2 separate regions of the Mus musculus genome follow, and region 1 is linked to region 2. A link is a loop called in an ENCODE intact Hi-C map of the cell type or tissue named here. Cell type or tissue: gastrocnemius. All regions are shown on one strand. Each heading gives the region's core, and the rest is flanking DNA. Links, peaks and the distances in the headings are about the cores only. Region 1 overlaps 4732471J01Rik (RIKEN cDNA 4732471J01 gene). Region 2 holds the start of Ceacam1 (carcinoembryonic antigen-related cell adhesion molecule 1).

Evidence for each region. Peaks named below come from ENCODE experiments on the same cell type or tissue, not always from the same donor. Only the 100,000 strongest peaks of a DNase experiment are listed, where the experiment ranks them.
Region 1: a loop joins it to region 2, with 12 times the contacts of the local background. A loop is called at or near these places in 40 of 42 quality-filtered maps.

What each region holds. Positions count from the first base shown.
Region 1 is chr7:25,421,670-25,427,042 of GRCm38, reverse strand. All of the region lies in intron 4 of 4732471J01Rik (RIKEN cDNA 4732471J01 gene), which reads right to left. It also overlaps the pseudogene Gm20949. Among named protein-coding and RNA genes, the nearest start is that of Cxcl17, 11 kb to the right of the region's middle. In gastrocnemius, for the core only: CTCF peaks have their summits at 461 (motif pointing left) and 2,406 (motif pointing left); DNase peaks (open chromatin) are centred at 2,406 and 4,485.
Region 2 is chr7:25,476,384-25,481,756 of GRCm38, reverse strand. Ceacam1 (carcinoembryonic antigen-related cell adhesion molecule 1) reads left to right here and starts at 4,132. Exons shown (of 9, transcript NM_001039185.1): 1 at 4,132-4,286; 2 at 5,054-5,373. The coding sequence starts at 4,223. All of the region lies in intron 4 of 4732471J01Rik (RIKEN cDNA 4732471J01 gene), which reads right to left. In gastrocnemius, for the core only: a CTCF peak has its summit at 2,113 (motif pointing right); a DNase peak (open chromatin) is centred at 2,124; H3K4me3 peaks cover 1,291 bases; H3K27ac peaks cover 1,639 bases.

The DNA of each region.
Region 1 (5,373 bases), core at 280-5,279, 55 kb after region 2:
TGTTTTAAGAAAAGGTCTCACTGACAATATAGCCCTGGCTGGCCACAAACTCACAAAGACCCACTTGCCTCTACCTCACAAGAGCTAGAATTAGACTTGCAACATCATGCCCAGCTAAAAATTTTAAGTGATAATAACTTAAATGTTTTCATCAATCCCTCCTGGAGACGGAATAGCTCATGACATGAAAAAGAGACCAGCAAAGCGTACAAAGAGGAAGAGCCCTGAGGAAAGCTATCCCTAAGGTATTCACGAAGCTACCAGGATCTGACTCTTGATTGCAGAAGGAGCTGTCGCAGCATTAAAGACAACGCTCAAGCTCTCATAAAAGACTAAAAAGGGGGCTGGAGAGATGGCTCAGAGGTGAAGACACTGACTGCTCTTCCAGAGGTCCTGAGTTCAATACCCAGCAACCACATGGTGGCTCACAGTCATCTGTAATGGGATCTGATGCCCTCTTCTGGTGTATCTGAAGATAGTGACAGTGTACCCACATACATGAAATAAATAAATCTTTTAAAAAAAAAAGACTAAAAAAGAAAATTAGTCCCATCGCCCCATTAACATATAGCCACTATAAACTGATGCACTAGCTGCTAGCTGATACATGGGTGAAATAATGAGCAAAAGATCAGGGCCATTGGGTGAGGAATGTCTGGGACGTATTTCCTGAGAGAGGCAGGTTTGGGCATCTGAACAGTAGGACTACTACGGAAACAGGAGACACAAAAGCAAAAGGAGCCAGGCATTGATCGCTGTTGTAGATGCTCATTTAGCAGTTCTCAAGAAAGTAGTCTAAATTTTTTTCCATTTATTCATTTTAACAACACATGAGGTTGCCTCAGCAGGGGTTGCTGGTCCCTCAGAAAGGAAGGTGATTTGCCAAGGTCAGTGGTACCCTTGGAATTAGAAACCAGCTTGTCTAACTCTAGAGCAGACATTACCACTGTCGAGAAAGAGTAGTGAACCCAGTTTAGGAAAGGGGAGGAAACAGGGATCACCATTACAGAAAGATGTGGTTGAGAAACCAGAAGTTAGGTAAACTTGCTAAAGTGGCTATGTTGAAGGACCATGAAAACTAGGCAGAAAAAAAAAAAAAAAAAAAAGCTGGGCGTGGTGGCGCACGCCTTTAATCCCAGCACTTGGGAGGCAGAGGCAGGTGAATTTCTGAGTTCGAGGCCAGCCTGGTCTACAGAGTGAGTTCCAGGACAACCAGGGCTACACAGAGAAACCCTGTCTCAAGAAGAAAGAAAGAAAGAAAGAAAGAAAGAAAGAAAGAAAGAAAGAAAGAAAGAAAGAAAGAAAGAAAGAAAGAAAGAAAGAAAACAAACTAGGCAGACACACTTAAAGGAAACCCGTGATTGCCAAAGAACCTCTGAAGGTTTGGGGTACAGAAGTCATCGAATGATACCTTGAGCGAGGAGTTCTGGGTTCTAAACAAGAGAAGCTGCTGGAAATGTCAGAGGAGCCATGGGATGGAGGAGTGGGAACGACACTTAGGAGCAGAGCCTGGACTTAAGCAGGAGTCATGCTGGAGGGACAGGTAGGGGAACCTTTAATTGCAGCACTCAGGAGGCAGAGGCAATGATCTCTGTGATCTACATAGAGAGGTCCAAGCCAGCCAGAGCTACACACTGAGATCCTGTGGTATGTTAAAGTCATAGCTACACCAGACAGGCTAGATGCTCCCTCCAGAGTCTGTTCTCACTTCATCCACAAATCAACACAGGTGCAATGAAAATTCATCTCTACCGTGATCTCTTGTTACGTAGTGTGACCCACCACCACCCAGCAGTGATAGCTTACCAAATCCTAGCAGTGGGTGGATGTGTTAGGGGCCAGCCTAGGAAACAAGACCAGAGCAGCAAAGTGAAAGACATGTTGGGGAGGGGAGAGAGAGAGAAGGACAGAGGCAGGGACAGAAGAGGAAGGGAGAGGGCTTTCAGTCTCCACTAGAAGTATCAGAATTGGGGGCTGGAGAGATGGCTCAGCAGTTAACAGCACCGACTGCTCTTCTGAAGGTACTGAGTTCAAATGCCAGCAACCGCATGGAGGCTCAAAACCACCCATAATGAGATCTGATGCCTTCTTCTAGTGTATGAAGACAGCTACAGTGTACTTACATATAATAATAAATAAATCTTAAAAAAAAGTATCAGAATTGTATTTAAACAACAACCTTGTGTGTTCTGTAAGCTCTTCTCTAAAGTATATTCCGATCTAGATGTTAGTGTCCACAATTCTGTCACTCTACAGAGATCCAGGGTGAGGGGTGGGTGGGTGGGGGGTGGGAGGACAGACAGGATGACACAGTTGACCTAGTCACCTAATGCACCCCTTTCTAATCCTAACAGCCTGTCTGGCTTGCTCACTAGGAAACTCCAGTGAGGAAGTGCTGCCACCTTGTGACCATGACTGGTAAAACATACTTAACAGTTCTCAATGGGAAGGTGCCAGGAGGAGGGGACACCAAGTCACAGATGTGGGGAGTGAATCACAACCGCTCATTTTAACAGCACAGCCCACATCACAGAGCACTGTCACAGTTAAGATGAACCCTAATTCTTTCCATTATTACATCTGTATTTGTCACGTGGGTGCACCTGTGGACGTTAGAGGACAACCTGCAGAGTCAGTTCTCGTCTTTCACTGTGAGTCCAGGGATCAAACTCAGTGATGACACCTTCACTGAAGAGCCATTGTGCTGACCCTCAAAGAAGTTTTTATGATTCCGAACAATTTGGTGTCCGTGGAAAACCTAAGTTCCATGCTAAGCACTAACAGTGCAGCCCTCAAAATCATCAGGACTGGGGGGCTGGAGAGATGGCTCAGCAATTAAGAGCACTGACTGCTCTTTCAAAGGTCCTGAGTTCAAATCCCAGCAACCACATGGTGGCTCGCAACCATCCATGAGATCTGATGCCCTCTTCTAGTGCATCTGAAGACAGCTACAGTGTACTTACATATTAATAAATAAATCTTTTTTCTTTAAAAATCATCAGGGGCTGGTGAGATGGCTCAGTGGGTAAGAGCACCCGGCTGCTCTTCCAAAGGTCCCGAGTTCAAATCCCAGCAATCACATGGTGGCTCACAACCATCCGTAATGAGATCTGCCTCCCTCTTCTGGGGTGTCTGAAGACAGACAGCTACAGTGTACTTACATATAACCAATAAATAAATCTTTAAAAAAAAATCATCAGGACATTGTTTTCAGACATCTGGGCCTGATGAAGTGCCAGGAAATAAATGTAGGGTTCCCTGGTCACTTGCGCTCTGTGGTGCTGTTTTATCTCGTGCCTCTCTTCAATCCTGGCCCTGGTCCTGACAAGCACTGGAATTAGCCAGTATCTGAGATCACCCACCACGAGCCCCTCCATTTCTTTCCGTAGGCATATCTGAAGCCCTGCACTCTCCTGTAAGTTTAAGCCAAAGGTTCGCAATTTGTGTATTGAAACCCCTTTGGGAGGAGGAGAGATCAGATGACTCTTTCAAAGGGGTCACCTAAGGTATTTACATTATGATTCTTAACAGCAAAGTTACAGTTATGGAGTAGCAATAAAATAATTTTATGGTTGGGGGTCAGTACAACCTAAGGAACTGAATGTAAGGGTCATTAGGAAGTTGAGAATCACTAGTTTAAGCTATGATGTGAGATTTGTTTAAAAAAAAAAAAAAAGGAGGAGGAGAAGGAAGAGGAGAAAAAATAAAAAGATCCGTGAAAAGAGGCACGGGGCTGGCCACAGCCCAGGTAGGAAGATGCTGCAGATGTAGGATCCCACTCTCACTGTGAACACGGTCCAGCAGGGAAGAAAGCAGTCCTGAGCACTGCTGCTCTGGCTGGACGGTCCTAGAATTCAGCGTCTGCTGTGGTCTCCATGCTTGACCATGGAGAGTGACGGGAGAGCGCAAGGCTTCAGAGTTTGTCTCTGGAAAAAGCTGGAGGGGTGAACACAAAATTGTTTTCTAGAACTCACTATGTGATTCAAAAGGCACACAGGCTGCGCGGCCGGCCCCGAAGCGCTCGCCTAGCAGGGCCCCGGCTCCGCGTCGGGCGCTGAGCAAAGCTGGGGCTGCAGGCCAGGTAAGGAGGGCGCGCGCGGCCCTCAGCCCCGCTCGGCTGCTCCGAGGAAGTTCTCCTGCGCGGCGGATGCTCTTCTGCCTGGTCCAGTCCCATCCTGGTGCTGTCTATGTGAGCCCGCCGGCTGCGCGTCCTCCCAGCACTGCGCTAGGTGCAGTCTGTCAGAAGGTCAATGTCACGCCAGGGCCTGATGATGAAGCGGACCTTGCTGTGCTGGCCCCTGTCTTGCCTCTTTGTGCTGCTGCCCTGGCCCCTGGCCACTCCAACACCAATAACTCCTTGGCTGTGTCCACCTGGCAAAGAGCCTGACCCGGATCCAGGACAGGGCACATTATGCAGAACTTGCCCCCCAGGCACCTTTTCAGCCTCAGGGGACTCCTATCCATGTCAGCCTCATTACCGCTGCAGCCTTCAAAAGAGGTTGGAGGCCCAGGCTGGCACAGCAACTCGTGATACAATGTGTGGAGACTGCCAGCGTGGGTGGTTTGGGCCACAGGGAGTTCCTCATGTTCCCTGTCAGCCATGTCCCAAGGCACCACCAAGTACTGGTGGCTGTGATGAGTCAGGGCGGCAGGGCGAACCTCGGCAGCCTGGGAATGGCACTCGGGCAAGCGGTCCTGAGGAGACGGCTGCCCAGTATGTAGTGATTGCCATCGTTCCTGTCTTTTGTCTAATGGGGCTTCTGGGCATCCTGGTGTGCAACCTGCTCAAGCGGCAGAGCTACCATTGCACAGCCCAAAAGGAAGTCAGGCCCAGCCCTGGTGGAGGAGGCAGTGGGATTAATCCTGCCTATAGGACAGAAGATGCCAACGAGGACACCATTGGAGTCCTGGTGTGCCTGATCACAGAGAAGAAAGAGAATGCAGCAGCCCTGGAGGAGCTGTTGAAAGAATATCACAGCAAACAGCTAGTACAGACAAGCCACAGACTTGTACCCAGGCTGCTGCTAGCCTCACTCAGTATGCCCCACATCTGCCCGCATCACCACCACCTCCACACTGTGCAGGGCCTGGCCTCACTCTCTGGCCCCTGTTGCTCCCGTTGTAGCCAGAAGTGGCCGGAGGTGCTGCTGTCTCCTGAGGCAGCAGCTGCCACCACTGGAGGTGGGACCATCTGCCCCACTGAGGAAGCATCCTGCGGCACAGCACGTGAGCAGATCAAGAGCCCACCTTATCCCTGCAGCCCCGGTCACTTCCATGCAGGGTGCTGTAACCCTGTGCCTGCCCTGAACACATCATAGGAGCCCTCTGTCCCTTAGAGGTCTGGTTTGGTGAAGGAGTGGTATCTGTACCTGG
Region 2 (5,373 bases), core at 87-5,086:
ATGCCTACAGAGAGAGTGTGGGGGGGAAGAGAAACACACACTCATTGCTGGTGGGTGTGCAAATTAATAGCCATTATACAAAGCTGTGTGGAAGTCTCTTAAAAAATAGCAATACCATATAACGCAGCTATTTCACTGGACATATACCCAGAGAACCTGTACCCTACCATTGAGATATCTGCACTCCCATGATTACAGCTGCTCCATCCCATATAGCAAGGAAGTAGAACCAACCTAGATCTCCATCAATATATGAATGCACAATACAAGTCTACCACACACTCACACATACACACACACACACACACACACACACTCACACATACACACACACACACACACACACACACACACTGTGAAGTATTGTTCGTCTCTACAGAAAGATGAATCACAAAGTTTACAGGGATGTGGATAGACTTAGAATATATCATGTTAAATGAGATCATTTGATCTCAGGAAGAAAACCCCATATGTCCTTTCTTGTTTGTGGATCCTAGCTCTAATGTCTGCATGTACACATGTAATTACATATATAACATTAGGAAGGAGAACATGAAGGGGTTTGGTCTGGTTTGGTTTGGTTTGGTTTGGTTTGGTTTTCAAGACAGGGTTTCTCTGTGTAGCCCTGGCTGTCCTGGAACTCACTCTGTAGACCAGGCTGGCCTGAAACTCACAGAGATCCTCCTTCCTCTGCCTCCCGAGTGTTGGAGGTGTGCGCCACCGCCTGGCAATGGTGTGGTAGTTCTAAGGAGACAAAGTGCTCCCTCATGGGCTCACACATATGATGTACCTGGTGTGGGCCCTTTGGATGCTCTCTCGCATGTAACCGGTTTTGACGTAAAACAGGCCCTTAGCAAGCAGTGTCCACGTGGGACTCCATGCGGGGCTGCTGCCTTACTGGGAGGCCTGGATCTGAAGTTCTGTCTTTCATCCTTTGAATATTCCTGTACAGTGTAGTTCTTGTAAGTACCAACAATTAGGGCCCATAGTTCTTTAAACAAGAATTTCACCTATAAAAACTATAGAGAGTGAAGACACTCATAAGTATGCTTAAATAATCATAATTATGAATTTATAAAACAAATTCCAAGGAATGCTGACTCACTGCTACTGCATCTCAAATACTAACACACCAGGAATTACACACACTAAGAAGCTTCCTTTTTGTGGTTTTTAATGTTACAATTCTTTTTTTAATATATGTATATAATTTTTATTAGGTATTTTCCTCATTTACATTTCCAATGCTATCCCAAAAGTCCCCCATACCATCCCCCCGACTCCCACTTTTTGGCCCTGGCGTTCCCCTGTACTGGAGCATATAAAGTTTGCAAGTCCAATGGGCCTCTCTTTCCAGTGATGGCCGACTAGGCCATCTTTTGATACATATGCAGCTAGAGTCAAGAGCTCCGGGGTACTGGTTAGTTCATAATGTTGTTCCACCTATAGGGTTGCAGATCCCTTTAGCTCCTTGGGTACTTTCTCTAGCTCCTCCATTGGGGGCCCTGTGATCCATCCAATAGCTGACTATGAGCATCCACTTCTGTGTTTTCTAGGCCCCGGCACAGTCTCACAAGAGACAGCTATATCAGGGTCCTTTCAGCAAAATCTTGGTAGTGTATGCAATGGTGTCAGTGTTTGGAGGCTGATTATGGGATGGCTCCCTGGATATGGCAATCTCTAGATGGTCCATCCTTTTGTCTCAGCTCCAAACTTTGTCTCTGTAATGTTACAATTCTAAAATATGCTATTGTTGGTGAATGAAAGTGCTTTGCTTTAAAATTTAGAAGTCAGAATAAAGCAATTATAGAGAAAGCACAGTTCTAGGATATTGCTGCCCAGGAACAAGATGTACAACTAAGTTACTAGACACATGGGAATGGGAGATCAACCTCATTAGTCACCGTGGAACTGCAGATCAAATGGCAGTCAGTCTCATTTCACAGATATAATAGTCTCTAGCTAAAAAAAAAAAAAAAAGGAATGGATCCTGAAAAGATCTATACACTTGGGATCTTTCCTGGAAACCTTAGTGCTCAACTCCTCCACAGTTTTGAAAGCCTTGTTACCATCCTTAGGGCAACCCAGATGTGAGCTGCAGGTCTCCTCCTGAACACCAGGGGGCGAAATTGGACCATATAATCAACAGAAAAAACTCCTGAGCCATGACCACCCCTTGTATATTTTCTTTATTTACATTTCAAATGTTTTCCCCTTTCCAGGTCTCCCCTTCAGAACCCCCCTATCCTTACCTCCCTCCCCCTACCTCTATGAGGATGCTCCCACATCCACCCATTCTCATTCTCCTGCCCTGGCATTCCCCTACACTGGAGTATTGAACAGCCTCAGGCCTGAGGGCCTCTCCTCCCACTGATATCCAATAAGGCCATCTTCTGCCACATGTTTGGCCAGGGCCATGTGTCACTAATGGATACAGAAAATGTGGTACAGCCGGGCGGTAGTGGCGCACACCTTTAATCCCAGCACTTGGGAGGCAGAGACAGGCGGAATTCTGAGTTCGAGGCCAGCCTGGTCTACAAAGTGAGTTCCAGGACAGCCTAGACTATACAGAGAAACCCTGTCTCGAAAAACAAAAAAGGAAGAAAGAAAGAAAGAAAGAAAGAAAGAAAGAAAGAAAGAAAGAAAGAAAGAAAGAAAGAAAGAAAGAAAGAAAGAAAATGTGGTACATTTACACAACAGACTACTAATCAGCCATTAAAAACAATGACTTCATGAAATTCATAGGCAAATGGATGGAACTTGAGAATATCATCCTGAGTGAGGTAACTCAGTCACAAAGGAACAAACAAACAAGATATGTACTCACTGATAAGTGGATATTAGTCCAAAAGTTCAGAATACCCAAGATTCAATTCACAGACTATATGAAGCCTAAGAAGAAGAAAGACCAAAGTGTGGATGCTTCACTGCTTCTTAGAAGGGTGAACAAAATCTTCACAGGAGGAAATACGGAGACAAAGTGTGGAGCAAAGACTGAAGGAAAGGCCATCCAGAGACTGCCCCACCTGGGGATCCATTCAACATATAGCCACCAAACCTGTACACGATTGTGGATGTCAGGAAGTGCTAGCTGATGGAAGCCGGATCTGTCTGTCTCCTAAGAAGCTTTACCAGAGCCTGACAAGTACAGAGGCAAGGCGAAAGCTCACAGTCAACCATTGGACTGAGCATGGGGTCCCAGATGGAGGAGTTGGAGAAGGGACTGAAGGAGCCGAGGGGGGTTTGCAGCCCAGTGGAGGGAGCAACAGTGCCAAGAGGCCAGACCCCCACAGAGCTCCCGGGATCTGGATGACCAACGAAAGAATACGCAAGAACCTATCTTGCAACCTGGATTGCAGTTTCCATCCCAGTTGACACACCTGGAGCCAGCTCCCTCACCTAACCATACTCTGTCCTCCTGGCTCTTTCCTGTATCTCTGAGAACTCCATTCTGCAAGGACAGCCGATGTGGTCCCTTCCATCCTCCATCATCCATGGGAGAGATGGGAAATCCCAGGGCATTCACCAAGGAGAACAGAGCCATCCTGGGACGGTTACGGAGGGCACGGGCAGACCTGAATCACATTTGGCCAGCACAGGAAGCTGGGGAGGTCTCCCTGGCACCCTCCATAGGAAGGTGGAGCACACAGTCCTCTTTCCAGGACACACAGGTCACCTCCTCCTGCACACCCAGGATATGAAGCCCCTGAGACAACTTGTATCCTAGGATCAGACACATGACTGGTGTCATCAGTGACGATGGATCAGGTCCTACCCAGTCATCACTCAGCTAGGCCTTTCCTTAACCCTCCAGATAACTCTGCCACTTCCTGCCTGGAGTAAACCCCACCTCTGTGAGCATTGAGAGCAGGGCACAGAGGGCTCCCATGGGGGTTTGTGTCACTCTAGGCTACAGGAAATGCTGGAACTCCTGCTGCAGTTGACAGCCCCAAGGCCAGGGCACAGGGCACTCCTCAGCCTTGCTGCTCGGAGTATGTTCTAGAACACTGAACTGGAAAGAGGAATAGAAGGACGGGAGGCCCACACTGACAGGAGTTCAGCATTGTCAGACTCACAGGCTCCACCCCCAGCCCACGTGGATCTGGGAGGTGCCCTCCCCTGGGAGGAGACAAAGCTCCTTTAAGAAAAGCAGGGCAGATATCAGGGCAGCCTGGCTTAGCAGTAGTGTTGGAGAAGAAGCTAGCAGGCAGGCAGCAGAGACATGGAGCTGGCCTCAGCACATCTCCACAAAGGGCAGGTTCCCTGGGGAGGACTACTGCTCACAGGTAAGGAGATATTCCTTCCCAGTAGAGAGCAGGGGAGCTCAGAGACTGGCTGGGCTCTTCTGGGAGAGGAAAGGAACCTGAGAAGGGACATCTGGCTTCTGCTTGAAGCTTGACGGCAACAGGAAGCTCTCAGTGAGTGTGAATTGGCTAGTGGTGAGGAGTAACTCAGTTCTTTGCTATTGTTAAGTTTATCGCACTGGCTAGGATATCCTGAAGACTGAAGTCCACAACTCTGTCAGGGTGACTCTCCACGTAAAAACCAAACTGGGGCAAGTAAACAGAATTATTGCATACTACACTGAGAAATTTGCAAATACACTAGGCTCTGGGACACTGATTTGCAAACAGGTATATGAGCATGTTCCAGGCAGCAGGGATTAAGCCAAAACCCACCTAGCCCTGCACACAAAGCCCTAGTTCTATGTGTAAAACGGCAGACCTGCGAGGGCATCTAGGTGGGGTCAGGTTGGCAAGCACTTCAGAAAAAATCAAAGCAGAGAAAGGCCAGAAAATGAAGGTGCAGGGTCTTTAGAGGAGGGGGTCAGAGAAGATAGGCCTACACTCAGCAAAGACTCTGAGTGTGAGCTGGGGTCTGAGGGCAGTGAGAGGTGAGCTGTGTGAATGCCGGAGAAGAGCGTTTCCTACAGTGGAAAGATGAGGAATGGAGGTGATCTGCTGGCCACCACCCAATAGGACACAGGCACAGCAAGGCTGAGAGGTTTTGCAAAGGTCCTAAGATTGATAGGTCTTTCTCTCTTCCCTCTTAGCCTCACTTTTAGCCTCCTGGAGCCCTGCCACCACTGCTGAAGTCACCATTGAGGCTGTGCCGCCCCAGGTTGCTGAAGACAACAATGTTCTTCTACTTGTTCACAATCTGCCCCTGGCGCTTGGAGCCTTTGCCTGGTACAAGGGAAACACTACGGCTATAGACAAAGAAATTGCACGATTTGTACCAAATAGTAATATGAATTTCACGGGGCAAGCATACAGCGGCAGAGAGATAATATACAGCAATGGATCCCTGCTCTTCCAAATGATCACCATGAAGGATATGGGAGTCTACACACTAGATATGACAGATGAAAAC